Regions from separate parts of the Homo sapiens genome. Here region 1 is linked to region 2. A link is a loop called in an ENCODE intact Hi-C map of the cell type or tissue named here. Cell type or tissue: PC-3. All regions are shown on one strand.

What was found. A loop is a pair of places that touch in the nucleus more often than their neighbours do. Peaks named below come from ENCODE experiments on the same cell type or tissue, not always from the same donor. Only the 100,000 strongest peaks of a DNase experiment are listed, where the experiment ranks them.
Region 1: a loop joins it to region 2, with 12 times the contacts of the local background. A loop is called at or near these places in 47 of 110 quality-filtered maps.

Annotation. Positions count from the first base shown.
Region 1 is chr6:16,750,187-16,752,686 of GRCh38, forward strand. The region is part of intron 2 of ATXN1 (ataxin 1); the gene reads right to left. Among named protein-coding and RNA genes, the nearest start is that of ATXN1-AS1, 9.7 kb to the right of the region's middle. In PC-3, no CTCF peak of the experiment used is centred here; DNase peaks (open chromatin) are centred at 55 and 1,285; H3K4me3 peaks cover 1,761 bases; H3K27ac peaks cover 2,500 bases.
Region 2 is chr6:16,408,716-16,411,215 of GRCh38, forward strand. The region is part of intron 6 of ATXN1 (ataxin 1); the gene reads right to left. Among named protein-coding and RNA genes, the nearest start is that of GMPR, 170 kb to the left of the region's middle. In PC-3, a CTCF peak has its summit at 1,176 (motif pointing left); DNase peaks (open chromatin) are centred at 1,196 and 1,466; H3K4me3 peaks cover 651 bases; H3K27ac peaks cover 632 bases.

The sequences.
Region 1 (2,500 bases), 340 kb after region 2:
ATTTCAGAGAGTTTCTTCTTTCCCCTGCCTGACCAGGAAGAAAATAACTGCCTTCCGGTAGCTCTTATTCACTTCCATTCCCACAGCACCATGCAGTAGTTTTAAAAAAATTCACAATGAATAAATGAATGAATCATTTCTTTACATAAATAGTGACTGTGAACAAGTTAGGTCATAACTTGCTATAGCTGTATCATATTTATAAAATAACTAGAACCAGAAAGAACTATAATGTAGGTTTAAGAAAAAAACTGAATGAATATAAAAGAGTACAACATGAATGATACTATTTTTCTGCCTACGTTGAGCCGTCAATCGTGAGGACTGTAATGAGGCCATTATTGATGCAAAATGTTTAGATAATGCTTATAAGCTTTCTTTAAATGCAATCATAGAAAATGTCAGCGCTTAAAATTCAAGGTGACTTTGCGCTACTTCGTCAGTATTTTAGTATTCATAAGACACTTAAACTTGCCTAACATATTATAAAAACCTAGGTCTCTTCTCAATAAGCTGCCCATATTGACCAAGAGATATGACTTTTTGCTGCCTGTTTTTTCACAATAAAATTCTTGAGATATTTCTGTTATCACAAATGACTCCCTTTCAACACCACAGGTTAAAAAAAATGCACGTGTACTCAACCCATTTGCAATTAAACTATTTCCCCAAAGATCTAAATGTGAGGATTTTCAGCCTAGCACATAACCGTTAAAATGAGTATCATCCCTAAGAGATAAAGTAGCAGTAAGACACTCTACCTTTTTCTTTTCTTTCCTCTCTTTTTTTTTTTTTTTTTTGAGATGGAGTCTCACTCTGTCGCCCAGGCTGGAGTGCAGTGGCGAGACCTGGGCTCACTGCAACCTCTGCCTCCAGGATTCAAGCGATTCTCCTGCCTCAGTGTCCCAAGTAGCTGGGATTACAGGAACCTGCCACAATGCCTGGCTAATTTTTATATTTTTAGTAGAGACAGGATTTCATCATGTTGGCCAGGCTGGTCTCAAACTCCTGACCTCAAGTGATTCACCCACCTCAGCCTCCCAAAGTGCTGGGATTAAAGGCATGAGCCACTGTGCCTGGCCCACCCTACCTTTTTCATTCAGCTGACACTTGTAGATCTTAAGAGGCTTACCTTTGCATGTAACTTTAGGTTACATTTCCACTTAAAGAACACCTCTCTAATCCACAGCCAATAAAATGTAAGGAATCCAGTTCCATATTTTACAAGAGTATCGTGTCTGTGATGACTCTTCCCTCCTCCACCTTGTCCCCCACTGGGACTTTTTTGGCTGTTTTTCCTGAGGCATAATACTTCAGTCACTCAGGTTTTTGTTTATTTTTACTCAGACCACAAATAACCACATTTATGCATGCAATTCATCAGTTCATTTTACAACAATCTAAAAAAAAAAAAACCACACATGCATCCCATCAGTCAGAGAGTTGTGATAAATTCAGAATTTAAAATTCAGCAAAAACAAATAAAAGGCTCCTTGGCTTTGCAGAGCCGTAGATGTCTACAGGGTGGGTCCAAAGACCAAGGTCCAGGTATATTTACATATTTCTAGTCATGTATGGTTCAGGAGCAACCATCATAAAACATGACCATAACAATCAACCTGTTGAGGGATAAGTTACTTGATAGCATCTGTTAAAAGATACAAACCATACACCAGGTACTATTCTACCCACAGTATATCTACTATTTTACTCCAGTCCATCCTCACAGCAGCCCTATAAGAAAGTTCTAATATTACCTCCATCTTATACATGAATAAACTGAGGCATTGAAAGGACATAGGACTACTCAAGGTCATAGTGGCAGCTCCAGATCTTAAGTCCAGATGGGTTGATTACGGAGCTCCATGCTCTTATCTAAGATGCCAGAGAATTTATATGTAACTTAAAAATTGGCTCTTACGGTAAAGAGGCAGCTCTTTCTTCAAAGAAATCTGGTCAATTATTGTTTAAATGAACCTGTTATAAAGCAAATATCCATCTACCTCTTGAAAAATGAGTTTTGAAAATTCAAATTTTCAAATGGGAGATTTGCTAAAAGTAGAATGAGCTTCTCACCAACTAAGTCTACAGAACATAACTTAGGAAGAGTTGCTGGAAGACCGGCCGACCCAGGGGTTCCCAAACCTGTGGAGCATCAGTGCCTAGACAGATCAATGATTCCAGCAGGAAACATTCTGATTCATCAAGTCTAGGGTGGAGCTCCAAATTCTATTTTTTTAAGCTCTCCAGGTGATTCTGTTGCCTAGCCAGGCTTGGGAACCTCTAATCTAGTCTGTCTTCACAGTTTCAAGCAGGTCCATTTCCAAGGCAAATAGAAATTGATCCCCTATTTTCTATTTCACAATCTCCCTTGGTTACATACACTCAAACCCTTGTGTTCCCAAGCCCTTACTGCCCCAAGTTCTAGCAAACCTCTTTTTCCTTCCTGATTTAATTTGAGGCAATATCCTCTGGCCCTTTCTTCAATAGAGAACCATGA
Region 2 (2,500 bases):
TTGAACCCAAGTGTGTTTAATTCCAATTTTAAAAAACCTGTTTTTTAGAGTTGAGGTCTCTGTCATCCAGGCTGGAGGGTAGTGGCATGTTCTTAGCTCACTGCAGCCTCAATCTCCTGGGTTCAAGCGATCCTCCTGTCTCAGTCTGCTGAGTAGCTGGGACTACATGGATGAGCCATCATGCTTTGCTTAATTCCAAAATTTAATTCTTACCTTGGCACCCAAGAGGGTGTTTGGCACACAGTAGGTGCTTCATAAAAATTGGTGACTGAACAAATAAAAAGAATACATGGGTTCTAAGGTTTAGTCAATCAAATGGTGCAATGAGCCTCATTCTTCACCTAAACTGGTTAAGTATACCTCAGTCATTTAACCTAATAGAAACAGTCATTATAATCAAATAATGTCACAGGATCGATATTTCCTGCTAAGGAATAAATGACTCGGACTTGCTTTGACATTTATTTTCTAAAACTTACTCAGTTTTGCCCCGATATTTATACATCAGCAGGAGATGGTTACCCCGAGAAGCTGCTCTGTTCCACACAATTGCCTTAGCGTCTGTCCTCTTTATGAAACTAAAAAAAAAAAACCACAGTAACTGTAGTTGTTATGAGCACCAACATTTTAAGTCTAATTAAAAATTTGACTTGCTGGCCAGGCACCGTGGCTCATGCCTCTAATCAAAGCACTTTGGGAGGCAGAGGCAGGTGGATCACTTAAGGTCAGGAGTTCAAGACCAGCCTGGCCAACATAGTGAAACACTGTCTCTACTAAAAATACAAAAATTAACCTGGCGTGGTGGCTCACGCCTGTAGTCTCAGCTACTCGGGAGGCTGAGGCAGGGGAATAGCTTGAACCTGGGAGGTGGAGGCTACAGTGAGCTAAGATCGTGCCACTGCATTCCAGCCTGGGCAATAGAGTAAGACTAGGTCTCAAAAAAAAAAAAAAAAAAGAACTCGACTTGCCGTTTATGCAATTTCAAAAGCTGGCTTTTGTAGGTCTAAAATTGTTGTAAGACAATTTTAAAAGCTTCCAGACGTGCAGAATCTGGGGCTCTTCTTTGCCCCCCACCCCACAGCCTCACATGTCTTGGTTTGCGGCTTTTAAACAGCGAGTTCTAGAGAAGTTCCACAAAACTGTGCTCCACCTGCTGGCCTTCTGGGGAAGCTGCGTCTGGGCTGATGATGCTGGTTGCGGGTTGAGCGAAAACAAGGAACAGATTTGAGTTTGTCCAAAGCATGCTTGGTACTTGAAAATTAACCCTTCAAGACTGGGCATGTGTCCAGTGATGCTCTGAAGCTGGCAAAGATGAGCATCAAATCACCAGACGTGCATGGAGAGCATGAGCTGAACGACCGTCGTGATAGGCTTGGCAGAGGATGAAGCAGAGGGTGGCACCGGAGCCCTACCTGGGTGCTGGCACTGCCTCGGCCTCTTGCTTACTATGACGCCGTGTGAATCACAGCATCTAGCGGCCCTCCTTCCCCCTTACTATGACTTCCAATTTTGAAATACTGTGACTCTGCTGTGTACTTAATTGACATCTCTTTCTGAAGGAATTTACAATCCAGTTGATGATGTAAGACCCACTATCATAAGCCAATTAGAGAACCAAACAAGTGCTGAAGGGACCCCTATGGAGGCAGAGAACCTGAAATGAACAGTGAAGACTAAATCTGACTTACAAAGGTGAGGAGCAGGGAGTACATTTCTTTCCTAATGCTTGCACTGGGATTTCTGACGAATACCTCAGAGGCTATGTTGGGCTTTTTCTGATGTAGCGATATTTTGGAGATTATGGTTCAACCAGTGATTTGTCTAAACCTGTTTGAGGATTCTTTCTAACATATCATTCCCTTCCCTACATAAAGATAATATGCAAAAAATCCAAAAGGGTGCAATCATTTGTTTTACTAGAATCTTCTTTATGTTCTAAAGTCTTAATCATGCATTTCTTTCAAATTGTGAGCCTCCAATGAACTACAAGCTTGTCAGAATTACATCTATTCAGGTCATATACAACATCCGTGGAGCAAAGTGAATTTGAAGTTAAGTCTCCTCTTAGTGTAGCAGTACGTATTTTGAATGAGAACGGCCAGTGCTAAAGATGGAAAATAGGTGGGTGGCCAGGCACAGTGGCTCACGCCTGTAATCCCAGCTCTTTGGGAGGCCAATGCAGGCGGATCACTTGAGGCCAGGAGTTTGAGACCATCCTGGCCAACATGCTGAAACCACGTCTCTACCAAAAATACAAAAATTAGCCGTGTGTAGTAGCACATGCCTGTAGTTTCAGCTACTTGGGAGGCTGAGGCAGGAGAATTGCTTGAACCTGGGAGGCGGAGGTTGCAGTGAGCTGAGATCACACCACGGCACTCCAGCCTGGGTGACAGAGTGAGACCTCTGTGTCAAAAAAAAAAAAAAAAAAAAGAAAAGAAAAGAAAAGAAAAAGATGTAAAATAATTTGAAAACAAAAGCCTAAAGATGCTTGCTGAAATCA